Regions from separate parts of the Homo sapiens genome. Here regions 1, 2, 3 and 4 are each linked to region 5. The links are chromatin contacts, found by Hi-C in ENCODE. All regions are on one chromosome and are shown on one strand. Each heading gives the region's core, a stretch centred on a gene start or an enhancer-like site at or near the end of the contact. The rest is flanking DNA. Distances are from core to core; before and after follow the strand shown. Region 1 holds the start of TMEM52 (transmembrane protein 52). Region 2 holds the start of PRXL2B (peroxiredoxin like 2B). Region 3 holds the start of TNFRSF14 (TNF receptor superfamily member 14). Region 4 holds the start of PANK4 (pantothenate kinase 4 (inactive)). Region 5 holds the start of TPRG1L (tumor protein p63 regulated 1 like).

What was found. Hi-C counts contacts between places; a loop is a spot of excess contacts on that map. Pooled maps may share reads with other maps.
Region 1: a pooled map shows a loop between it and region 5 (21-fold over the local background). The contact joins the promoter of TMEM52 here to the promoter of TPRG1L in region 5. A Hi-C loop is called at or near these places in 2 of 37 single-sample maps with no recorded cell type and 5 of 50 pooled maps.
Region 2: a loop to region 5 is called in a map of ascending aorta, with 2.8 times the contacts of the local background. The contact joins the promoter of PRXL2B here to the promoter of TPRG1L in region 5. A Hi-C loop is called at or near these places in 3 of 168 maps with a recorded cell type or tissue (ascending aorta, cardiac septum and chondrocyte) and 13 of 50 pooled maps.
Region 3: a pooled map shows a loop between it and region 5 (6-fold over the local background). The contact joins the promoter of TNFRSF14 here to the promoter of TPRG1L in region 5. A Hi-C loop is called at or near these places in 3 of 37 single-sample maps with no recorded cell type and 9 of 50 pooled maps.
Region 4: a map of CD8-positive, alpha-beta T cell shows a loop between it and region 5 (4-fold over the local background). The contact joins the promoter of PANK4 here to the promoter of TPRG1L in region 5. A Hi-C loop is called at or near these places in 2 of 168 maps with a recorded cell type or tissue (CD8-positive, alpha-beta T cell and naive thymus-derived CD4-positive, alpha-beta T cell), 1 of 37 single-sample maps with no recorded cell type and 8 of 50 pooled maps.

What each region holds. Positions count from the first base shown.
Region 1 is chr1:1,916,924-1,921,924 of GRCh38, reverse strand. TMEM52 (transmembrane protein 52) reads left to right here and starts at 2,646. Exons shown (of 5, transcript NM_178545.4): 1 at 2,646-2,743; 2 at 2,837-2,880; 3 at 2,991-3,032; 4 at 3,494-3,672; 5 at 3,763-4,334. The coding sequence starts at 2,660. The coding sequence ends at 4,043. CALML6 (calmodulin like 6) reads right to left here. Exons shown (of 6, transcript NM_138705.4): 5 at 4,851-4,951; 6 at 4,629-4,778. The coding sequence ends at 4,732. RefSeq lists enhancers at 1,282-1,874, 1,875-2,468, 2,528-3,329 and a silencer at 2,410-3,049.
Region 2 is chr1:2,583,483-2,588,070 of GRCh38, reverse strand. PRXL2B (peroxiredoxin like 2B) reads right to left here and starts at 1,294. Exons shown (of 7, transcript NM_152371.5): 1 at 1,123-1,294; 2 at 776-980; 3 at 279-330. The coding sequence starts at 1,185. It overlaps LOC100996583 (a long non-coding RNA gene), which reads right to left. Exons shown (of 4, transcript NR_121638.1): 3 at 4,576-4,588; 4 at 3,537-3,946. RefSeq lists an enhancer at 1-486.
Region 3 is chr1:2,553,982-2,558,778 of GRCh38, reverse strand. It overlaps TNFRSF14 (TNF receptor superfamily member 14), which reads right to left and starts at 2,408. Exons shown (of 8, transcript NM_003820.4): 1 at 2,046-2,408; 2 at 945-1,053; 3 at 311-436. The coding sequence starts at 2,114. TNFRSF14-AS1 (TNFRSF14 antisense RNA 1) reads left to right here and starts at 1,768. Exons shown (of 7, transcript NR_037844.2): 1 at 1,768-1,802; 2 at 2,083-4,055; 3 at 4,483-4,678.
Region 4 is chr1:2,523,368-2,528,688 of GRCh38, reverse strand. PANK4 (pantothenate kinase 4 (inactive)) reads left to right here and starts at 2,093. Exons shown (of 19, transcript NM_018216.4): 1 at 2,093-2,225. The coding sequence starts at 2,102. RefSeq lists enhancers at 1-624, 1,346-2,066, 4,586-5,321.
Region 5 is chr1:3,622,641-3,627,479 of GRCh38, reverse strand. It overlaps TPRG1L (tumor protein p63 regulated 1 like), which reads right to left and starts at 2,465. Exons shown (of 5, transcript NM_182752.4): 1 at 2,207-2,465; 2 at 1,965-2,056; 3 at 1,591-1,767. The coding sequence starts at 2,407. It also overlaps a transcript of MEGF6 not described here. RefSeq lists enhancers at 1,429-2,091, 3,072-3,191 and a silencer at 2,392-2,621.

The sequences.
Region 1 (5,001 bases), core at 1,397-3,896, 1.7 Mb after region 5:
ATTCCCTGGGGTGAGCACAGAATGGGAGGTGGGGACAGAGCCCTGGGGAAGCAGCCCCTCCCCTCACAGCCATGACACCCGCTTTGCCTGGCAAGGGCCTCCTAGAGTGGGGCCATCCTGCAGGACACCTGTGGGGAGGCCACCCTGACCCAAATTCAAGGAGAGCCCCCAAGCCTGGCACCCTGAGCAGCAGCAGGCAGCCCAGAGGGCCGGGGTACAGCTAGAGCTGAGGCTGACCCAGAACCGAGGGGCCTGGGTGGTGGGGAGGGCAGGGCTGCAAAGCCCAGGGCAGGCCCCGGGAACCTCCAGACTTTTCCCAAGTTCCAGGACCCCGGATGACCCCAAGCAAAGGTGAGCAGACGGTGGGGACCCCCCAGCCTACTCATGCCCTCCCCTCCACCCAGCAGGGGCCAGGTGAGGCCCAGCTCCTGCACTGAAGTCTCTATTTGTCTGAGATAAGTCTGGGCTCGGCTTTCTGGGCTCTGACCCACCCTTCAACAGAGAAGACCCCTCGCAGCCCGTGAGATGCTCCTGAAGCTCAGAGTGGTGCCTGCACCCCAACCCTGCCCTCTGGAGTCTGGCTTGTTGGACGCTGTCCCCACAGAGCCCACCCAGCCTGGCCCTCCTGTCAGTGCAGCACACCCACTGTGCCACCCCAACCAGCAGCCACCAGCAGACTGTACGCAGCCTTCCCTGGCCGGGTCGGGGGAGCAGATGGTGCTTCTGGGAGCTTTCCTGGGCACAGGCCTCAGGGACGCCGGTCTTGAGCTGCCTGCCCTCACCCCCAGCCCCCCAGGGCCCACAGTGCCTAGGAACTTGCCATTGCCCCAAACTTCAAGCCAGTGACATTGACCCCGCAGTGGCGTTTTGCAGGATTTCTGTCCAATGGGTCCCTTGCTGCCCTTCCTGCGGCCGACCCACCATGGCTCAAGCTTGCGCCACACCAGATGGGAGGGGAAGGCAGGTTCCGCCAGGTCCAGGCCAGGCCCCGGCCGCAGGAGGAGGTGCTACTGGATGGCAATGTTTCCTGAATAGGCCCCTCTCTTCTAAACCCTGACCCGACTCTCCTGCTGGCAGGCCTCTGGTACTGAGTGGCGAGGCCCGCCCAGCTCCTGCGTGGGGGCCGTGCCCACACCTTCCGGAACTCGGGGCTGTGGCCTCAGGCTGTGCTGTGCACATGCACTCCCATTCCCACTCCCGTGCTGGGCCTCCACGACCAGTGCAGTCAATGTGGCAGGAAGAAGGGCCAGGGGCTGGGGGAGCTGGGCAGGCAGGAAGGGCCCTTGAGGACCGTGGCACAGGCCTTGGGAGGTGAAAGGCAACTTCAGGCAGAGCCCAACAGTGGAAGGAGTGATGCAGTGAAGGGGCAGGTATGGGCAGAAGAGCCACGCAGAGGAGGCCCTGCCCTCCAGGGTCACTGCCCTTGTGGTAGGGGTGGGGGACACTGAGCAGCGCCCACATGTGGAACAGTTCTGAGCAAGGGGTGCATGCCCCTCCTGCAGTAAGATGGACCCTGCCCCTTGCTGTGCTGACCACCTCCCTTAGCCTGACCACCAGAGAGACGGTGTGCTGTTGGTCCCACGGGGAGCAGAGGGCACCAAGAGCCTAACAGGGCCCCTGGCCTGGTGGCAGAGGGATAAGGGTCTGGGGTCCCCCTGGAAGAAATGGCCCCAGGCCTGCCCCTGCACAGGGAGCAGCAGACATTGCAGGCTGAGGGAAGGGCACTGGGCTCCCTGTGGCCCTCGGGAATGGAGGTCACATTCCCCAGGTGGGGCATGGCCCCCAAGGCCAAGTGCTTTGGGAAAGTGGTCTGCACCCAGCGCCTCAACAGCCCAGAGCCAGGGCCAGGCTCCAGCCCCCTGGGCCAGCCCCCAGACAGCGCCTGCAGCGCAGGTCCACAATCAAGTGTCCAAACACCAAGTTCGGGATGCCCAGCATCTTGGTGGCGTTACCCTACAGTCCACCTGGAGCCCGCCTGCGAGACTGGACCCGAGGGACCACACCCAAGGCAGCCACGACTTTCCAGGCCAGCTCCCGAGGGTCCCCGGGCCACGCCCAGACCAGCAGCAGAGCAGGCCACGCTCGGCCGAGGTTAAGGCGCCGTGCCCGGGCTGAGGACGAGACCCACCGTCGCCTCACGAGTCTGGGCCAGGTGGAGCTGCGGGGTAGGGCTTGTGGCGGACAAGCCCTCTGAACACGTTGGGCGTGGCCCAGTGGGAGGGGATTGCGCTGAGCGGGGTATGGTGGGCGAGGCTTACGTTGGGCATGGGGCCAGTGGGCGGGGTTTGCATTGAGTGGAGGCCCAGCGAATGGGGGCGTCTCGTGGGCGAGGGCTCCTGTGGGCGGGGCCTGCGGCGAACAAGGCTTGCACTGGGCGGGGCCCAGTGGGCGGGGTTTATGCTGCGTGAGGCGTCCTGTGGGCGAGGCCTGCGACGAACGCGGTTTGCTCTGGGCGGTGCCCGGAGGGCGGGGTTTACCCTGCGTGGGGCGTCCAGTAGGCGTGTGCGCCTGTGGGCGGGGCCTGCGGCCAGCGGGGCCCGGTGGGCGGGGTTTACTCTGAGCGGGCGTTCTGTGGGCGTGTCATGTGGTGGGTGTGTCCTGTGGTGGGCGGGGCCCCATAAAGCCGCGCCGCCGGGCTTTGCTCCAACCTCCTCAGAGCATGGCCCGGGGGCCGCTGGCCGCCCGCGGACTGCGGCTGCTGCTGCCGCTCCTGCCGCTCCTGCCGCTCCTGCCGCTGCCGCAGGTGGGTCGGGCGGCGTTCTCTCTCGGTTCGGCCACCGCGGGGCGGGTCCCTGCTCGGACCACGCCCCTCCCGGGCTCACCCTTGTCCCCACAGGTGGCGCTGGGCTTCGCGGACGGCAGCTGCGACCCCTCGGACCAGTAAGTCGGGGGGGAGGGAGCCGGGGCCTGGCCCCGCCCTATGGGGAGGCACGGGTGGCGAGGTCGGCCGTCCCATGCCCCGCCTGCTCCAGGTGCCGCCGTCCCCACAGGTGCCCGCCCCAGGCCCGCTGGAGCAGCCTGTGGCACGTGGGGTAAGTGGAGGCCGCGGCGGAGCCGTGCGTCCGACGGTTCTGGGGCGGGGGTCACCGGGGCCAGGCCCGCCAGGCCCTTACCTCACCAGGCCGCCTCCGCTGTCGCCCAGTCCCGGCCGCTGGCGGGAACTGACCTGGAGCAAGCAGGACCTTCCCTCCCACCTCTCCCGCCTGGCCTCCGCGGGAGTCCCCTACGATCCCGCTCAGCAGTGGGGCACTCGCTGAGGACAGCGAGTCCTGGGAGTGAGCCCAAGGCCACCCCTGGCCAGCCCAGGAGAGATAGCCAGGGCAGGCCCAGCAGCCCGAGGCCAGGCTCTGGCCACGGCGGTCTCCGACATGGAGAGACATTGTCTGCTTTTTATCCTGTTAACCTGTCTTCGGTGGTTGTGCCACGACATTCCCCAGGGTGCAGGTGCCCGGTGGCCGAGGGTCAGTCCAGTGGTAGAGCCTTGCTCTCCTAGGCTCATCCTGCTGGCGGTCCTCCTGCTTCTGCTGTGTGGTGTCACAGCTGGTTGTGTCCGGTTCTGCTGCCTCCGGAAGCAGGCACAGGCCCAGCCACATCTGCCACCAGCACGGCAGCCCTGCGACGTGGCAGTCATCCCTATGGACAGTGACAGCCCTGTACACAGCACTGTGACCTGTGAGTGCCTAGGGGCCCGCCAGTTGAGGGTGGAGATGGCGGGGGTAAATGCCAAGCCCGCCTCCACGAACCCACTCTGGTTCCCTGCAGCCTACAGCTCCGTGCAGTACCCACTGGGCATGCGGTTGCCCCTGCCCTTTGGGGAGCTGGACCTGGACTCCATGGCTCCTCCTGCCTACAGCCTGTACACCCCGGAGCCTCCACCCTCCTACGATGAAGCTGTCAAGATGGCCAAGCCCAGAGAGGAAGGACCAGCACTCTCCCAGAAACCCAGCCCTCTCCTTGGGGCCTCGGGCCTAGAGACCACTCCAGTGCCCCAGGAGTCGGGCCCCAATACTCAACTACCACCTTGTAGCCCTGGTGCCCCTTGAAGGAGGTAGGAGAACGGACCAGAGCTTGGAGAACTAATGCTTGGAGCCAAGGGCCCCAGCCCACCCCACCGTCCCACACATTGCTGTGGCCCCAACCTCGGTGCCATGTTACACCGGCCCCTGGCGTCACCCACTAGGCAGGCTGCTGCTTTCAGCCTCAGCCCCTGGCCCAGCCCCAGCAGGCCCTCAGCCTGGAAGAGGCCCCTTGGGCCTAAGCCTCGGGTGGGAGCTCAGGGCCACCTGTGACGTCTGCATCTTCTTGGAGAGAGAATAAAGTTTGTATTTAAGTGGTCTCTGCCTATGTGGGAAGGACTCTGGGACTCCAGGGCTCTGGGAGGAACCCTTGGGCAGCCAACCCCCAGTGCAAGCAGGAAGGGCGAGCGTGTGGTCCCCGGCCTGTACCCAGTCCAGGTTTCAGGCTGGCATTCCTAGCCCTGAGCTGGGCAATGGGTGGTGTCAGGTGTCGTGGCAGAAATGACTGGGGCTGTTTCTGTGACTGGGCCAGGAAAACTCTTTTCCTTCTCCAGCCCCACGCCTTTGCCTGTTGCCCCCCAACCCAGGCTGGGACAGTGAGGCACACACAGGTTGGGCTGGAACATTTATTTTACACGGAGCCGGGGGAGTGGGGGCCAGGGGGCAGGGGCAGCAGCCTTCCCGGGCAGGCCTCCCCCGGCTGCGGCAGCTGCACCTACTGGATCAGCTTGAAGGACTCCCCCGTCATCATGGCCACAAACTCTGGGAACAGAGGGGCAGGTCAGCAGCTTGCCCCGGCCCAGCCAACGGCTCCCAGGGCTCCAGGCCACTCACCCTCATAGTCGATGGTCCTGTCCCCATCCTTGTCGGCCTCCTTCATCATCTGCTCCGCCTCCACCTCGTTGAGGGGCTCCCCTGCGTTCATTAGCACGTACCTACGGGGCCTGGCGCTGAGCCACTCCATCGGCCCTGCCCGTGCCCGCCC
Region 2 (4,588 bases), core at 45-2,544, 1.0 Mb after region 5:
AAGCTAGGATGGCCCCTGATGGGCCACGAGGCTCCACCCCACGAGGTGGTCTGGACACCGAGAGTAAGCCCCGGACGAGGTGGCTCATTACAGTCACCCAGCACCCAAGAGAAGGCCTGGCAGAAGGGCTGGTCAACAGTGCCACCAGAGCCGCCTTGCCCAGGAAGGCCCGAGTGGACAGCACCACAGAGGGCAGCAGGGAGAGGAGGTGGCAGGGAGCGGTGGGAACCCCTGGGCCCCCCACCCCACGCTACCCAAGGGTTCCCGCCCCCACTCACCGCTTGAAGCCTAGCTCCTTGTAAAGCTGCTTGCTCTCATCCAGGTAGAGCTCTGGAAAGCGGAAGCCACATGTGTGTGCCCCAGGCGCAGAACCAGCCCCCAACCCACTCACCACAAAGAATCGCCCTCCTCCTTCCGACCCTCTGTTCCTCTGCCCACCCTCCGTGCTCAGCCCACCCCCGCAGGGCAGGGAGGGGTAAAACGGGGCTGAGTGTCCCCCCTCCCCTCAGAAGAGGGGCTGAGTCCCAGAGGCAACAGGTGGAGCCGGCGGGGCAGAGCTCGTCCAGACTCTGCTGCTGGGCCCAGGTCTGTGCAGGGCACCACCCAGCCACCAGCTGCGGGGCGGGGAGGCAGGGAGAGATGAGGGACGCTGACCCGTGGGCATATCAAGGCCGCTCCAGCAGACAGAAGGGCCGGGGTTGGGCAGGAAAGGGCCCCGAACGCCCTGAGCTTAGGGAAGGGTATGTGCGCCGCCGCGGCGGGGAACAGGACGCACCTCCCGCGAAGTAGTCGCCGTCCAGGAACTCCTGCAGACCCAGGGCCTCGGGCCCTACGCCCACCAGGCGCACGCCGTGTTGGTCCAGGAGCCCAGCAAGGCTGCTGAGGTCCTGGGCGATCCAGCGGCACACCACGCACCCGAAGCGCCGCAGCCCGGCCACCACGCACGCGTGCTCCCGCCACAGGCTCCGCAGCTCCACGGCCTGCCGGGCGGCTGGGTCATGGGCGCGCCCCGTTGCCCCCAGCCCCGCCCAGGCCCCGCGGCCCCCACCACCCCATCGCTGCCAGGACGCCCGGGCAAGGAGCCAGGGACGCGCCCACCGCCCTGCGTCCACCCGGCCTCACCTCCCCGGTCACCGCATGCTTCAGGATGCACGCGCCCACGCGAGCAAGGTCCACCGTGCTCATGGCGGCCGCTGCCAGCCCTGGTTCCCGGCTCCCCGACTCCCTGTTCCCCGCTCCCGGCTCCTCGCTCCTGGATCCCCGCTCCCGGCTCATAGATCCAGCCCCAAGCCCCGCCCCGAGATGCCCCGGTCCCGCCTTTCTTGCTGCCGCCGAGGCCCCGCCCCTTCGGGCTCGTCTCCGCCCCGGGCCCGCCCCCAAGATGGCCGCAGCGCGCCCCGGCCACGCCCCCGACCGCACCCCGAGCCCTGCTCCGCCCCCTCGGATTCGCCCCTAGTCCCGCCTTGTTTCCCCTCCTACTCCAGGCCAAGCCTCGAGATCGCGGCGCCAAATCCTGGGTCCGCCTGCTTCGGTCCCTCCCGCCTCCTCAATCCGGGCCTTGCGGGACAGTTGCTGTCCCGCGTCCTGGTCCCGCCCCTAGCCCCGCCTCTCCGTTGGGCCGCCGACTTGGACCCCGTCGGCCATTGGCGCAGCAGGCGGAGCTGGGCGGTGCGGCCCTCGGTGCGCGGTGCGCCTGTGCGGAATGCGGCGGGAGGCGGGCAGCCGGCTCGGGGTCGTCCCGGGGGGCGCCGGGGAGCGGCTGGGTACGGTGGGCCCAGGGGTGGTCCAGGGAGCGGCGGGGGTCTCCCTGCGGCCTCGCGCGAGACTGGGCTGGACTCAGGGTTGAGGGGAGAGGGTGAGCGCAGGGGTCGCGGGCATAGGGGACCGCGGGCCGGGGTCTCCCGCGGGGCGGGGGTCCCAGCAGTGGGGGGCGGGGGGGTGCGAGGGCTTAGCCTTTCCACGTGGCCTGGTTTTCGCTTGAAAATCCCCGCAAATGCGGCAGCATCTCAATTATACATGGACGCGATGTCTTTAATCATGAAATACTGTTCATGTCGTGCCGGTTGCATATCAGCTTTTAACCCGCCAAACCTTGGGGCGAAATAGACCCCGGGGAGATAAGCACAGCTCCCAGAAGTGCACTGCGGGTCAGGTGCCTGGCAGATGCGTCCTGTTCCTCCCCCACTGCAGCCCTGTGATAGCTTTTGTCACCGAGTTGGGGTGAGGGCCGGGTCACAGCTTCACCCGGCCTGGGCTCCCACCTGAGCGGGCCCGGCCTGGCAGAGTCTGTGCTGCTGGCACGGGTCCTCACTCCCCAGGCCCCAGGACAGCTCCAGGGGCCTGGGCGGGCTGGAGAAGGAAGGGGGAGCCCCCACACTGTATTCCAAATAAAGAGAGGCCCCGGGGGGGTGCTGCTGCTTCGCCTGTGCCCTCGCCCTGGGGTGGTGAAGGTCCAGACTGCGAAACGGAAGTCGTCACTATGTCAGAAAGGGCAAAAAGCAAAACAAGGAAGGGGAAGCACTAGGAGGGAGGAGCTGTGGCAGCTCCAGAGCCCAGGAGTGCAGCCCCCAGAGACCAGGGCTACCCCTCTACCGTCTCGGGCTGTGCAGGAGGGGCCCTCTACCCTCTGGAGTTGTGCAGGAGGGGGCCCCTCTACCATCTGGGGCTGGGCAGGAAGGGCCCCCCCCCACCGTCTCAGGCTGTGCAGGAGGGGGCCCCTCTACTGTCTCGGGCTGTGCAGGAGGGGGCCCCTCTATCTTCTGGGGCTGTGCAGGAGGGGGCCCCTCCACTGTCTCAGGCTGTGCAGGAGAGGGCCCCTCTGCCGTCTGGGGCTGTGCAAGCAGTGAGCAAGCTGCCGCCTCCTTGGGAGCTGGGATCCCAGACGGGATTCAGCCATTTTCAGAGACGTTCCCAGAAACGAGAATGCGAGATCAATTCCTCGCCTGGCATCTCCCACCAACGCCATCGCTGCAGGAGCCTCACTGGAAGCCAACGGGCAGAGGAGAGTGGGAAAGGAGCTTGCAGCCTCCCAGCTCCAGTGATGCAGAGCAGAAGGTGGCTGGGAGGCTGAGAAGCCATAAGAAAATAGCAGGGCCAGCCCATGTGGCCGCTCAGATACATGCTATGTGTGTGTTTGCATATGTAGGGGCTGAAAAACTCCACCTCCATCCTTTTGAGGTCCTGGCTGGGCCCAAGAGTTAAATCAAGATAAGACAGATCATCATGCCAGTGTATTTGATTAAAGTTGGATGTGGCTCAGGAGCCCTCCTAAGGAAGTGAAGACCCAGTGAAGCAGACTCAGTCGTGTGCTGAGTTGGACAGAGAACAGTGAGGTTTGAGGAAGCAGCTAGATGATGTGGGGGGCTGAAAAGGTGAGAGGCATTTTATCAGGGACTGTACAGCATTTGCTGGGTCTCAGCTTCTCATCCTTGAGGATCAGAGCTTTCTAGTGTAGGGAGAGCATCTTTCACCTGGGAATTTCATCTTCTGCTTTTAAGAAACACAAGAGAGATCAGAATGATCTTTTTGCACCTGTTATTGTTTTAACTGCCTTTAATTCCTAATAGTGACTATGCCAGAGCAGCCTATTTTGGGGTGGCACCTTCTTAACTCTGCATACTGTACATATCTGGCACACATCATTTAAAGTAAATAGACAGGCTTGCTTACTTTTTACTCAAGTGCAACATAATTCAGAAAAGTGCAGACATGCTCAGTAGACAGCTCCTTCTACACGCCTGTTGACTTTCTTTCATCAATGACATATTGGTCGGCTCTTGCTAGGCTGTGTTGCCAAAACAACTCGCAAGCCTGGGTCGATCACAGCAACCAAGTTTCCCCTCCCACTCAGGTTTCTTGTCGGCCACGGGTGGCTCAGCTTCTGATGCCTCCTTCGTTCTGGGGTCCAGGCTGAGCAAGCTGTGGCTCTCTGGAACATGCCGTTCTCCTGACAAGGGAGGACATGGAGGAGAGATGGAGAAACCATGCCACACTCTCCCAGCGGCCATGCACAGCTGGGATGTGTCGCTTGCACTCCCATGTCACTGGCCAGAGCAAGTCACATGGCCAAGGAGGGGCAGGGAAGAGCACTTCCTCCTCCAGGTGGTGCCAGCTCTGGGACTGGGTTTTAGCTTTCCTTACAAAGGAAGAGCTGGCCCGTTACCGCAGCAGGGATGCTGACAGAAGACGTGAAACTCCGGGGTCAGAGACAAAGGACTTTTTCATTCATGGCGTGGCAGGCAGGTGCTCACCTGTGTGTTTGGTCTTATCCCCTTGCCCCCAAATTCCACGGGTGCCATGTGGGTAGGCCTGGGTGGGCACTGCACAGTCAGTAGGTTTGCGTGGCCACTGAGGAGCCCTGCACTGGGGGAGTCAGCTGTTTCTGCAGCAAGCAGTGAGCAAGCTGCTCTTTGTCCCTAGAGGACTCTCAGGGCAAACCACCCTGAGAAATGGGGGAGGGTACTCAGGGCCTGCATTCCTGGCACACCCTGTGAGAGGTGGGGGGCACGAGACACTCGTGGAGGACTGCCCTCTTAACAGGAGAAGCTGCCAGTACCAGAGGCCAAAGAGACTTACCCAGAGATTTCAC
Region 3 (4,797 bases), core at 1,159-3,658, 1.1 Mb after region 5:
GGGCACAGGAGAGGTCTGGGCACCCACCCCGGGCACCAGAGGAGCCAAGGACGAGGGATAAGGGTCAGTCGCCAAGCTCAGGATGGCCCACCTGGCGGTGACAAAGTGAGAGGTGAGACAGAGGTGGACGGGGGCCGGAGGCTGACCTCAAGGCGTCCCCTGCAGGGTGCATCCATGGAGATGGGGTTGGGACCTGGCCTGGGGCAGCCGGGGCCTTCCTGGGGCACTGTGGCCATGGAGAGAGGGTGCAGGGTGCGGGGGCATCCAGGCTGCCCAAGCGGAGGCTGGGCCGGCTGTGCTGGCCTCTTACCTGGGTCACACATTTGGCACTGCAGACACTTGCTTAGGCCATTGAGGTGGGCAATGTAGGTGCCTGGAGGGCAGGGTTCACACACTGTGCCCGTCAGCTCCCCGCAGGCCTCCTTCACACGATAACCTGCCGCCCAGAGAGTGGGAACTTCGCAAGTCTGCGGGAGGCCCCTTCGGGAGCCCACCCATCACTCCACCCGCGCCCAGAGCCCAAGCAGGGAGACACCAGCTAAGGGGACTCAAATGGCCCATGAGCCCCACGGGACACAGCAGCCCCATCAGCCATGAGCAGAGCTGCTCTGGGGAAAATCGGAAAGTTCTGGAAGCACATGGGGCCTCCTGGGACACCTGGCCCGGCTCTGGTATGTGCCCCCGAGCCCATGTCTCTGGCCACGGTGGGCCAGCCACGTCTCTCAGACCCACCCCCTGTGCAGTGTGACTGTGAGGGTCCCCCAGGGTGAAGAGTCCAAGCTGCTGGCCTGGGGGTTCTGCCCTCACTGTCTGCACACCTAGCCCCAGGGCTTCATCACACCCATGGCTGTGGGGGCAGAGAACACAGGGGTGTCTGGGGCAGAAGGGGGCAAGAGTGTCTGCCCTCGGCCCACAGAGCTGGCCCGCCAAAGGGCTGCACCTACCTGGACTGCACTTGGGGCAGCACTCGGAGCCCACTGGGTACTCGTCCTCCTTGCAGGACGGCAGAGCTGGGGCGTAGCAGGGGGCTCCCAGGAAGGTGAGATACAGCACCTAAGGGGGTCAGGACAGGCATTGGGAGATGCCCTGGCTGCCCTGTGGGCTCTGCCAGGCTTGGCCCCACAGCCTGAATCTCCCTCTGTGCAATGGGGAGGAGCGGCAGTGCCTGGTAGAGAGGACAGAAGCGGGCCCCAGGCCAGGCTCATGGAACAACCTTGCCGACCGCTGGAGCCCGGGATAGGGTGGGGACCGCCCCTCCTCCAGCCCTGATGACGCTGCCTGGCAGCGCGGAGCCCTGGGAACTGGAACTCTGCCCTCGCCAGGGACCCCACACCCCACACCTGGGAGCATTGAGCCCACTGGGCAGACAACCTGCCGGCCCCCCTGCTGGCCTAGGTTGGACCTGCTGACCCCTGAAGAGCCAGCAGGGGCAGCCAGGGATGGGCCCCAGAGGCTCACAAGCCAGACAGTGGGTGACAGGCTGATCAGGGCCACATCGGGGAGGGTGGCTCTGCCGTGGCCTCGTTCCTGGGCTGGCTGATGGGCAGTCGGGGGCCCCTGATGGGGATAGTGGCTGGACAGGCAGGAGTGCCACATGAGCATGGAGAGTATCCCCACCCCACCCACCTGGGTCCAGCCCCCTGCTGCACACTGATCTTATCACCTGTCACCAAGGTCAGGGCTGCCGGGGAGTTGGGTCACCTGCTCGAGGGCCCCGCCCAGAGACGCCCAGAGACACCCAGCCCCCAGAAGTGCCCACATCCGGCCAAATGGGGGCTCACCAGCTGCCCGTGGACGGAGTGGTGAGTGGGGGACACACGCAGGAGGAGGTCTGCTGGGTAGGGCTGTGGCTCTGCTGCTCACCCCACTGTGGTGAGCCCAGTGCTGGGGGTCTGGGTTGACCCGAGAGCCCCAGGCAGCAGGGGACGGGCTGGACGCCGGAGCCAGCAACGGCCAGGACAGGGGCATGGGGAAGAGATCTGTGGGAGGCCCTGGGGTCAGAACTGGGATCTGCGAGCAGACGGAGAGGAGGCTCGGGGGCTCACCAGCCTCAAGACGTCGGTTTTGGGGGTGGATCTCCAGGGAGGAGGCCCCCAGTCTCCAGGAGGCTCCATGCCTCAGGCTCAGACCGGCAGCTCGGGAACCCAGCTAGCAGGATGAACTCCAGCAGAGGAACTCAGCGCCATTGCTGCGGCTGTGGGCCAGAAGAGAAAGAGAAAGAGAAAGAGAATCCGCCTCGGTGTGACAAGCTGTGCCTCAGAACCCGAGCAGCAGGAGAGTGGGCAGCAGGGGGTGTCTGGCAGCAGAGAGGGGCTCAGGCCTGCTGGGTGGAGCGGCGCTGGGGGACACAGGTGGGCCCTGCGGGAGGCAGGAGCTGTCCAGGCAAAGCCGAGGGGAAGGGCCGGTATGAAGGAGGCGCCCGATGGGAGGGGCGAGTTCTCCCCCTGCACCATTCCAGTCCACTCCGGGTTTCCTGTAGAAGGGGGAGCCCCCCAAAGTCCATCTGTGTTTCCCCACCTCACTCACACACTCAGGGACCCTCGGCTGCTCCCCGGGGCGCTGACTGACATTTTTGCCGAATAAAGGGGCCCTGTGGGTTTCCTGTTCCCATCTCAGCTTCTGCTGAACAGGGTAAACTTCCCTTCCGAATAAAACCACCAGAATGCGGTCTGGCCAATTTCAGTCATAGACCCACCAGGCCTGTGTCCCTGCGTGAGGGGGTGGGAAAAGCCCAGAGTGCCCCTACCCGTCCCCTGGGAGGGGTGGAAGGGCAGCTCTTGCTCCCCCTGCAGAGACGCTGCGCGGACTGGGAAGGCTGCCAGCCTCGCCCGGTCTCCCTGTGGACCCTGCCCTGACCCCACCCCAGCTTCCTGGCTCCCTGCACCCCACTGGGCTTCCCTGCCCCACAGAGCCTGGTGGTAGGGAGACCTCCGGATGGAGACAGCCCACAGTCCCGGAGCCCCAAGGCAGGCACCAGTGAGTCCCTCGTGACGGCCTCGCTCCCTGCATCACATGGAACCTCGTGACCCACGTGACGACGCCAGTGCCCCCGTGGCCCCTTCCTGCTGCTGGACGTGATGCAGTCAATGGAAGCCCAGGTCTGTCACGCACCGCCTGTGCTTGCCCAGAGCAGGTCCCAGTCACCCCCTCTGGCACCGCCTGCTGCACACCAGGAACCCCCACCTCCAGCAAGCCCATCTGCCAGACGCCTGGCCCAGGACCGCCCCCTGCCCCTCGACTGCCCCCTGCCCCTCCTGGTCCTGACTTCAGCCAGGTGACCCCCTCCAGGGTCCAGCCCTGGCCCCTGGGGGACTCAGTGGCATCTGGTGGAAAGGACCTTGGGGATTGCGCCCACCCTCACCTGCAGGAGAGTTGGCAGGGTGGCCAGCCACAGGAATCTGTGGCAGGAGCCCGGGGACCTGCACCCCAACTAGAAAGTGTGCAGCCCTGCAGGCCGGCCCTGGAGAGGGAGCAGGCAGGGGTGAAGTTAGGCCGGCTGTGGTGTGCGACACCGTCCTGTGGGGCCAAGCGTCCCGAGCTCCAGAGGCAGGTGCACTCCTGGCCAGCATCCAGGGTGGACGAGCCCAGACCCCAATACTCTGAGGCAGGGTGGGGGACCAGGTGGCACCCAGTGGAGGAAAAGCCCCCAAGAGACACGCAGGAGCATGGACTCCCACCCCACAGCTGGAGCCTGGGAGAGGAGCCCCATCTGCTGTTTCCCTGGTGCACTCACATCCTGGCCCTCAGCGCCCCCTGCCAGGAATGTCCCCCACATGCAGAGCCATGTGGGTCTTGCAAGGAAGAAGAAGGGGGCCCCTTGCATCCTCCACTCCCGGGGGCCCCAGGAGGGCATGGGGGCTCCAGGGTGCAGGGACAGCACGTTCCCTCACCAACTCCCCAAGAACGCCCAACCTCCAAGAGCAGACACAGCGCCTACACCTGCCGGTACGGGGCTCCAACCCCACTCTCTCAGATACGTCCTCCAGAGTCGTCTCATCCACCCCACCCTGGGGAGGAGGGAAACTGAGGCATGGCAAGAGACAAGACTAACACAGGCATCAGTGAGACTCAGCCCCTCCTGCCCCTTCCTCCATGCCCCTCCTACCCCGACTTCAGCTCCCACACCAAGGCCCCAAGCCTGACATAGGGCCCCAGGTGCCAGGCCTCAAGGGGGCTGAAGGGAGCCCATCTGCCCCACCGAGGGCACAGACAGTGCCAGGTCTTTGCTGAAATGTCACCTCTTCCTTGAGGCCTTCTCTGATTGCTGAGTAAGCCCTGTCCCCGCTCCCTGCTCCCCGTATCCGCCCGCCTCGGCCCTCCGTCCCTTTTCTCCCTTCTCTGTGGCCTGCCCGCTCTCACAGAATGCAGACTCCAGGGGTCCAGGGTGTTACCTCCCGGGCAGCAGGAGGAAATGTCCTGGGCTCCCCACCCAGCGCTCAGCGCCCCCCGCTAAGTACAGCACTCACTCCTTCATCCATTCAGCGTGGGCTCTCCCGGCACCAGCACCGCCAGGCCCTGTGCAGGACCCCAGGGTCATCAGGAAGGAAATGAGGCAGCCCAAGGAGGCGGGAGACGGGGCCCTACCCAGCACCCAGCCATCTGCATTGACACGGCTGCCCGCAGGATATCACTGCCCCCATCCCGGGGCCCACCATTACCAGCAGGGAGAGGGAGGCAGGTGAGCACCCCGAGCCCCACGCCTCCTGTCGCGGGGACTCCCCAGACCCAATGCTGTGCCAGTGCAGGCCAGGCAGGGGGCTGAGGCCGAGGCCTGGTCATTGCCATCCTGGTCACGAT
Region 4 (5,321 bases), core at 844-3,343, 1.1 Mb after region 5:
CAGGGGTGAAGGGGAATGGGCAGGGCCATGGTAGCAGTTAAGCAGGGAGGGACCCCTGCCAGTGGCCCCCTGGACCCCGGAAGAAGGGTGGGGTCCTTGCTCCGGAAGAACAGGGGGAGGGAGGGATGGAGGGAAAGCAGGTGAGGGGCAGGGGCAGGGGGAGGTGGGCTGGAGGGGTGGACATGGTCGGAGCCCTGGGTCTCCCCCCGCCCAGGCCTTTCACTAGCTTCCGGAAGGTAGGGGTGGGGCAAGGTGACAGCGCAGGACCTTAGGCTGTGTCCACTGAGAGGCGACCCAGGGCCACAGCCCGCAGTAGATCTGTTGCTACAGCCAAAGGGGCTTGGCCCTGGGCCAAACAGGAGAAAACATTTGCCCCGAGTTGCTGCTGCACACTCCCACGGCCTGCAGCGCCAGTCCTGGCATGGGCTCCGGGGACACCTGCCCGCTGGCCACCGTGCCAAGGCAGGATCTGGCAGTCCTGGCAGGAGCCTGCACGGGGCCATCCCTTGCCTCAGAAAGGGCATGTATTTTTAGGCAGGCCACAGGGTGTTGGCTGAGTCTGCAAGAACTGAGGCCTGTGGCTCCCAGGGACCAGCTCCCAAGGGGCAAAATCCATCCAGCAAGGATTGGGCCGGAGTGGGCCGCATTCCCACCCCCGCTGAATGGTAGCCCCGTGTGTGGGCCTGCCCTGCCTGCTCCTTCCTGCTCAGCCCCTCTCGCTCCGCTCAGCCTTCAGCCCCTTTCTGGCTACTCCACAGGCAGTCTAGACAGGGTCCCCCCACCAGACCAACCCAGTGCCTGCCAGTGGTCCCTACCGAGCCCCGGGGTATGGTGGGCAGAGGACAGGGAAGGCCCCCATTCACCTGCATGTTTCCCGCATGTTCAGTGGGCACACAGGTGGGCGCCCCTCATGGAGGGCACCTCCTGCCAGCCTGGCCCATGGCACACCATGCTGCCAGGGGTCTGAGCTGCCAGAGGTCTAAGCCGCCTGGGGTGTGCTCCACTCTTCCACCCAGGCCTCCCTGGGGCAGGCTCCCCCTCCAGAGCCACACACCCACCCCCTTGGAAGACACAGGCAAGGATGCCTCCTCCCTGAAGGCTTGCCCTGCGCACACAGATGCATTATCCCTGGAGTTTGTGCCGCCCCACAGGCCTGTGCTCCCAGGAGCCCTGCCAGGCAGCTGGTGGCATTCTCCACGTGCAGACAGAGGCTGAGGGCCAGAGACATGCAGTAATGACCCCGGGTTACCCGGGAGGGGCTGATCTGTCTGCTTCCAACACTGGGCTTTTTCCCAAGGCGCCCAGAGCCTCTGGAGAAGACGCATCTCTTCATGCCAGCAGGGCTTCCCAGCCACTCACCCTGGAACCCTGGCCTGCCCCACCTATACCCCTGTCCTGGCTCCAGCTGCTTCCAAGGCTTGTTCCTGCAGCCTCCCAGGCACCTGTCTTGCCCACAGGCAGCCTGCCTGGCTTCCCCCGACCACAGCACTTTCCACGGATCGCCATTACAGCACACATCTTCCCTACCCGCAGGTGCATGCCAGGCTGGGGCTCCTCCCAGGTGGGGCAGGGTTCCCCACTCCTCTGGTTTGCATGGGACTTTTAACATTGAAAGTCCCACGCCCCTGGGAAGCCAGGATTGAGTCACCCTAGCAAAGAGCGCATCACATTCGCCCTGGCGTGCAGGGCCAAGCTTACAGCAGGCACTCGCTGAAGGGCAGGGCTCTCTGACAGTCTGCAGACCCACGTGCCCCCTTAGAAGCAGGTGGGCGGCCTCTGCGGCCTCCCTCAGCAGGGCTCAGAGCACTTGAGTTAAGCCTGTGGACAGCGCGGTAAAAGAACATCAGTCCAGATGTTCTGTGCTGATGCGCGATCTCTGGAGGATAACCGCCCGCCCGCCCGCAGCCCCGGGCCTCTCGGACCCCTGCCCAGCACTGGCCCTAGCTCGCCCTGTAGCGGCCGAGACCTCAGAGGCCGGGGGTGGGGGAGGGAAGGGGCGGGGCCGGCGCCTCATTAACATAATCTATGCGAGGGGGCGTTTGGCAGTCAAATATATGCGCATATATCTCCATGGCTGATGAGCTGGCCGGGCACTTTCAAAATGGCGGAGTGTGGAGCGAGCGGCAGCGGGAGCAGCGGGGACAGTCTGGACAAGAGCATCACGCTGCCCCCCGACGAGATCTTCCGCAACCTGGAGAACGCCAAGCGCTTCGCCATCGACATAGGTAGCCGCAGGCCGGGCGCCGGGCGCGGGCTGCGGGGGCGGGCGGGGCGCCGGCGGTGGGCCGGCGAGCGGGGGCGGCGGGAAGGACGAAGGGCGGGGGCGCGGGCCTCGCGCACAGCCTCACGGGCCTTGTAGTCCGCGGGCCCGCGCACAGCCTCACGGGCCTTGTAGTCCGCAGGGTCGCTGATGCGCGGGCTCGGGGCGACGGCCGGACTACAGCTACCGGCAGGCGCCGCAGGGACCAGAGCGGGGCCTGCCGGGCCTGGTAGTTCGCGCGGCCGTCCTGGGTGGCTGGGGGCCGGGGTCCAGCGTTACCCGCCGCGAGGTGGGAGGGTCGGCGGAATTTTATGTCTTCGGCCACATCGGCATCTGGGCGCCCCGGCTCCGCCGCTTGGCTGGTGGCTGGCCTGAGATTTGGGGTCCTTAGTTCTGGTCGAGACGAGGACGAGCTCGGCGGGAAGCCCTTGGCAGAGTGGCCCCGAAAAGGCCGCGCGTTCCCGCGGCGTGGCCAGCTGTGGCCCGCGGGCCGGACAGTCCGTGCACAGGCCCCGCTCTCTGGAGAGTGGACGCCGGGCGTGAGTTCAGGCGGCCGTGGACGTGGGACCTGGGAACTCGTGCCTCTGGTTTAAAAGCCACCCGTGCCTTCCGTGGCCTTTAAGGCGGCCTGCACTTCTGCCCTGGCCTCTCCAGGGTCCGCTGCAGACCCTCCTGCCTGATGGCTGTGCTCTCAGTAATGACGGCGGGCCAGGCTCTGTTCTAGACCTTTTTCCCACGCTCCTGACTCCCGGACACCTCCCAGCCACCTCTAGGGGAGGAACGCGAATTACTCCCTTTTCGCAGATGAGGATACCAAGCCCCAGAAAGGTGAACTAATTTGCCCAGGGTCATCGGGCTAGAAAGTGGCAGAACCAGGATTTGAACCAGCCACTCCCTGCTCTCCTACTCTGCCCATGTTTCAGGCATGAGGGCTTCCTGGGGGCAGCTTCACCTGGAGAAACCCCCCTTGAATAGCCGCTGCGGCTTCACATACCTCTCCCTCTTAGCACTCATCTCGGTCGTAGGCTGAGTCTGCTTGTGTGTGAATCCCACAAGAGCAGCGGTGTGTCTTGTAGCCCCAGCCCCCGAAAAGGATGCCCAACCTGTCTTTGCCGCCCAGTAAATACTGGGATGAATGGGCCTGCCGCTGACTGCTTCCCACCTCCCTGGAAAAGCTGGGACTCAGAGAGACCCAGGCCATTCCCTCTGAGCTGTGTGCTCCTGGTGCATCTGACATGTTTGCTGCTGTGGTGTCCTCGGGGTTGTTGGTGTCATCATCTCTCTGAGATGTCCAGCCAGGGAAGGGTGTCCTCTAGGGAAGTGGGGGGCGATGAGAATGGAAGTAGCTATAGGTCCTGGCTCCCACCTTTCAGTGAGCTTATGGGAGGCAATGCTTCTTAGGGGGTGTGGCCTGGTGCCAGGTATGAGAACGTGTGAGTAGCATCTTTAGGGACCGCTGATAGGACTTGGGACTGACTGGTTATTGGGCTGCAGGTGCTGAGCTTGCAGCCCTAGCCTAGGGGATTGTCTACCGCAGGCCTCACCAGAGGCTCCCCAGCCATGCTTCCCAGCCTTCTGAGACCTTGAGGCCCGGTAGAGCGTGTGCTCTGCAAGGTTCTGCTGCCCTTACACTGGGGGATTCTGTTACTGGAAGCAAGTCGGGATTAAATGTTTCTGAAATGCAATTGCAGTTGACCTGCATAAGTCACTTGGGGAATGGCCAGGAGAACAGGGCTCACCGTGGATGTTCTGTGTGGCCCCGAGAGGCCAGTGAAGCCGCAGAGCTGGGGCTGTCCAGGAAGGGCTGTCGCAGCCCTAGAGGGCCCTGGAGTACCAGCCTGTTCTCCAGGCTGAGCCCAGGGGGTTTCTTGGTAGAAGGATACTCTAAGAGGTCTGTTTAGTGCTGGTATTTATTTCCCCTCTTCAAAGTTTCTCCCTGCGTCTGGGTCCTGTGTCTCTGGTTCTTAAGAGGACCTGTTGACTGATACTGAGAGACCTTTTGTTTGTTACTCCTGACCGAGCTGCTGGGAGGCCACGCTCAGGGTGGGGTGTCTTCAACCCAGGAACCCTCAAAGCCAAAGTGCTTGTCAACAGTGTTGTTTAAAAGCAGGCTTCTCCCATTTCCTCTTCCCTTGCCTGTGTCTGGATCTAGGAAAGCTCACCTGCCCTGTGTTCTGGCAAGCTGTTTTCCTCTCGATGGGACGCTGATGTCTGCTGAGCAGATTCACCTCTTTGAAAGCAGCAGGGACGTTGTATTTCTCAAAACATACTGCAGCTTCGATCTGATTTTAGGTTTCTGCGGGCTGTGGGGAGGGTTCCTCAGAGGCAGGTGAGACAGGAAGGGGCCACGGGGCGGTGGTGTCTGCTTGGCTGTCCTGCCCTCCATTGGTGCCCAAAGAGGAAACACAGGACCAGAGAGAATGGCAGAGGGGATGGGGCCTGTGGGACAGGGAGAACTAGAAGGCCATGGCTCAGATGTGAAGAGCACAGGTGACCAAACCTCTGGGAAGCCCCCTTCCCCCACCAGCTGTTGGCCTCAGGGCCGAGCGCGGGCAGCCCGGAGAGCCGCCAGGAGGCACTCCTGTCACTGCCTTGCCAGGCGCGGTTTGCTGTGATTCCGAGGGGTCCCTGAGCTCAGCCCGGAAGGGTCCCCGCCCGCAGGCGGTTCCCTCTGCTCTAACAGATCTCCCTGCTGTGCGTGCCCCTCGCGCCTCAGGTCCCGTTTTGTCCCCCCGGGTGTGGGGAGTAGGCAGACGGAACACTGGCCTTGCTGGGCCTCTCCGTGCAGGGGTCTCAGGGAGGGAGGATGCGTATCTTGCAGAAACCAACCCACCCCCACCTCTGTCCCAACCCCAGTACATCCTGTTTGGGCATGTATTTAACACAAAGAACCCAGGGCCTGAAACTGGATTTCTGTGACCTGAGAGTTTGTTTATACTGACTTTTGATGAGTCTCTTAAAATAGATCTTCATCCTCTTGCATCATCTGTCGTTTTAGAAAACGATTTATTTACTGAGGTGAGTCGGCGGCATGGTGCATGTTAGTGAGACTCTCCGGGCC
Region 5 (4,839 bases), core at 1,216-3,715:
GCCAGACTTAGCATGGCAGGCCACAGTGCTCTCATGGACAATCTGACAGTCTCATCAGTTAGGAGAATATGACAGCAAAAAGCACACGTTTACAGAAAAGACCTATGACATATCACAATGGAAAACGGCTTGTAGTTTTTATTTTTGTTTTTATTTATTTTTATTTTTTGAGATGGAGTTTTGCTCTTGTTGCCCAGGCTTGAGTGTAGTGGCCTGATGTTGGCTCGCTGCATCCTCCACCTCCTGGGTTCAAGCGATTCTCCCAACTCAGCCTCCGGAGTAGCTGGGATTACAGGCATGCACCACCACACCCAGCTAATTTTGTATTTTTAGTAGAGACAGGGTTTATCCATTTTGGTCAGGCTGGTCTCAAACTCCTGACCTCAGGTGATCCGCCCGCCTCAGCCTCCCAAGGTGCTGGGATTACAGGCGTGAGCCACCGTGCCTGGCCGGCCTGTGGTTTTTAGTAGTAACTTCAATCTCCACTAACAATTGCTTTAAATACTGTGGGTATAAATATGACAAATTAGGTATATTTTGGTTATTAAATGTATTATTTTGGTAATCTTTACATGATTAAAAATTAATAAACAGGAATACTGGCTGGGCACGGTGGCTGACATCTATAATCCCAGCGCTTTGGGAGGCCAAAATGGGCGGATCTCTTGAGCCCAGGAGTTTGAGAACAGCCTGGGCAACCTAGCAAAACCCCATCTCTACAAAAAATACAAAAATTAGCTGGGTGTGGTGGCGGGCACCTGTAGTCCTAGCTACTTGGGAGGCTGAGGTGAGAGGATCACTTAAGCCTAGGAGGTGGAGGATGCAGTGAACCAAGACTGCACCACTGGTGCCTGGGTGACAGAGTGGGACTCCGTCTCAAAAAAAAAAAAAAAAGGGAATAATTATAGATAGGCTAGCCAAATGAGTGAAAAGGAAGTGTAATCTTCCTTTTCCTTATGTCATATTAAATGTTTTAACCAAAAGGTAAAATTTTTATTTTAGCTTCCTGAATCCCCCATCCAAATCTCTCCATCAAAAACCCAAGTTCTACAGCTTAACTGACTGTAGTAATGTTTAGGTTCCTCACGTCAGAAAATTATCCTACAGCAAAAAGATCAACTCCTGAAAGCTGGTCATTAAATATTTCCAAATTTGTCTTTTAGTGGTATCTATAAATTACAACGGGACCCTCCATTTCTCTTTAAAAAATTAGCCAGAGCAAGACTTGATGTGTCATATGCAATCTGTCCCTGGCTGGAGAAAAATGCAGAGTTTGGACTTTTCCTGAAGAACATCCAAGTTCCTTTTTAACACGCTGGGCTCTACTTCAATGCATCCTGAACTCATGTAAGTCTTTTTACTACCAGCCTAATAGCTGCCTTCTGTGCCAGAATTCCTTTTAATGCACTCAATTGCCCAGAAGTCGCTTCTTTTTAAGGAACTTCCCATTGATATTTGGAGCTGGAGCCTTTGTGCTTATAATTAATGACAGAGAAGACACACCGCTTGGGGGGCTGATTTAAAAGGGCTGAATTGTAAGGTCCACTCTGGTGCTTAGGTCCAGTGATACTGGACTCTGAACAGGCTTACTTGTTGAGCGATTTAGGGGGAAACTGGAATTCTCCGTAGGAAATGGTGTCTACTGCGTTGAGCGCTATCCGCACCACCTGCTGGCACTGGAGACTGATGAAGTCGTATTTACAGATAAGCAGGGACTGCTCCGTGACCAGCACCAGCCGCTCCTTCTCATTGTTCCAGTGATCCACCCTGTAGGCAGAGGAGGGGCCTCAGTCCACACTGGACGCGGCTGTCTCGACTTAGCCAAGGCCAGCCCGCCTGGAAGGGCAGCAGGGGCGGCACGGGGCGCCTGAGCGTGGCACGAGCACCCCGGGAAGTCCTCGCAAGGTGCTGCGCGGCGGCTCGGGGCGAGTCCCCCCACCAAGGAGAGCGCAGCCCCGGCTTACTCGGTAAGCAGCCACACTCCCTGGATCTCGCCGTCCTCCACGGGCCGCACCACCACGCGGATCTCCTCCACTGCCTGCTCGATGCTGCCGGGCTGGGCGGGTTGCGGGGTGGGGGACGGGGGCAAAGATCACAGGTCACAGCTCGCTCCCTGCGGGACCGCCCGGCGCCCGCCTCCGACCCCACCCGCCCCCATCCCGCCCCGCGCCCTCGGCCCCCGCCCCGGCCCTGGCCCCTGCCTCACCCGGAACACGAAGTACTCCTTGACGCGGGCGCGGCGCGTGGGGTCGTGGATGCTGAGAGGCCAGAGTGTCTGGCGCAGCGGCGTCCCCGCCCCCGGCCGCCCCCCGCCCGGGCCGCCGCCTGCCCCCACCTCCTCGCCGGCCGCCAGCACCGCCGTGGGGCTCGTACCGGCCGAGTCCACCGAGTCCCGCAGTTGCAGCATTGCCGCACCCCTTACCGACCCCGACCCTGACGCCGACGCGACCGCCGTCGCCGCAGCCACCGCCACCACCCGGCCGCGCCCCCGGCCCCGCCCCGCGGACCGCCGCGATTGGCTCCGCCTTGCCGGCCCCGCCTCTGGCTCCGCCCCTTCCCGCGTCCGCCGACCCTCGGGATTGGCTCTCCTCCTGCCGTTTTCCGCGATTGGCTCTGCCCCGCCGCCGTTCACAATCGCTCCCGCCCCTCGCCGGGCCGGAAGCGACCGTCACGCGCAGGCTCACTTCCTGTTTACACAACGAGAAGGGGCGGGGCCGAAGCCGGTTGCCAGGGTGTCGCGGAGCGGCTGGGAAGGAGGGGCTGGGAATCTTGGAGCCCCTTGGCCCGCGGGGAAAGCGGGTGACCCGCCCTGCAAGTGGGATGCCCCCTTCGGCCTTCTGGAGCGCAGGTGGGGGCGCGCGCCCATCGGGGGCTCGCACTGCACGGAGGGTCGCGGTGCCGGGGAGCTGAGGTTGGAGGATGCAGGGCGGCGGCCCTGGTGCACCGTGGGGGAGTTCGCACGCCGGGCAGCGATCTTCTGCCGGGACCTGGCGTTCTTCACACACGGCTTATTCGTGACGGATCCACAGAGCAATGCACTCTGAAGCCGGAGGGTAGAAAGTGCTGGAATGCGCGCCCGGGCCCAGGCTGTCGCGAGCCTTCAGCAAGCCAGTGCACACAGAGAGGGCTGCCCAGAGATCCCGGTCAGCGCTCGCAGTTCGAGGTGGAACATGTGTGTGCCCTGCGCTAGCCCCAGCTCCCGGAGGTGCCCCCAGCGCGTGTGGAGGGGGGCGGTGAACGGACCCGCAATCTGGTGGAGGCTGCGGGAAGGAGGCGCAGAGTCCAGGGGTCAGGGTTACCTTCGGGCAGGAGGACAGATCCCTCTGCTCGGAGGTGAGGAAGACACACGAGGCGAGGTGCACACAGGCGAGGAGAGTGAGATGGGGGGAGAATGAGGAGTTCAGGATACATCTGTTTACTTCAGTCAGGGAGTGGGGATGGAGCGGAGTATTTGTAAAGATGGACGGTTTAGAATCGCCGGGATGAGAACCGGGCAGGGAGCTGATCAGGGAAGGGCATGGGGATCTCTGAGCAGCTGGGAGACCCCAGGGAAGTTTGCAGTGGCGCCTCCCACGCGGCAGCTGGGGGAGTGGAAGAAACCAATGCTGGCTGGTCTAGATGGAGGAGTTTGCTGGGTAGCGGTGGTCAAAGACCAGAGAGAAAAGGGAGGCCAAAATCCTAGAGGGAGTGTTGCCCAAGAATGGTGGAGTGCAGGGATTCTGCCCCACTTGCCAGCAGACAGGCCAGGCTGCCAAAGTTGCATGGGCGCTGGCAGAAAGACCCAATACCCCTGGAGTCAGAGAGGAAAGACTACAACAGGAAACGGGCGACGCTGGTGTGCCCAGACGCATGTTGCACCACAGCGGGTGCACTACAAAACAGGACCCTGGATCCTGTGGACCAATGTGGTCTTTGTCCCACAGGGAGGCTGTCTCCCCGGCAAGGGTGCCCACTGCAAGCACAGGCGTGAGAAATGGCCCAGAAAAGAGTGGTCAGGGCAATGTGTTCTTGGCACGCCCAGCAAGACCTGCCAGAGGGACCTACAGACGAGTGTCTCCCAGCTATCTTACCAGCGGGGACCTTGAGGTCCAAGTATCCAGTCCGGTTAGAAATGGCCGCGGATCCAACAGGTGCTGGTGAGTGGGAGAATACCCCTGAGGGAGGAAGAACAGAGGCCGGGAGGGAGCTGAGTGGATGTAGATGAGAAATACCTGGACAGCTGCAAGCTGTAGTCAGTGATGGGCAACTGGAACCAGAGATTCCAGAGAGAGGGAGGGAGAAAGAGGGAGGAGAAGGGAGAATGAGAAAGAGAGGGAGAGAGAATGGGGGGGAGAAAGAGGGAGAATGGGGGAGAGAGGTAGGAGCAAGTTCTGGACCACGCCAAGGATGGAGCTGTGGTCCTGGAACCAGATGTCCAGGGAATGGGATGAAGTGACACTGGCTGGGGCCGAGGCTGCAGACTGCTGGTGGGAGCTGGCAGGACAATGAGGATTCTGAACCAGGTGCCTGAGCCTTCTGTGGATATGGGGAGTGACTTGGATGTCTATAAATTCCAGAAATGATAGGAGGGATAGATGATGGAGGGACTGTATTTTAGACAATAAACAAATTTCACTCAGTATGGATGAGTTTCCTGGGGCTTCTGTCACAATGCATCACAAACTGGTTTTAAAAACAACAACTGTTTTAAAAACAACAGAAACGTGTTTCCTCATAGCCCTGGAGGCCAGAAGTGCAAAATCAAGGAGTGTGCAGGGCCATGCTCCCTCTGCAGCCCTGAGGGTTGACGCATGTCTTGCTCTGCCAGGCCTGCTTGGTGTCCTGGGCTTGCTCATGCAC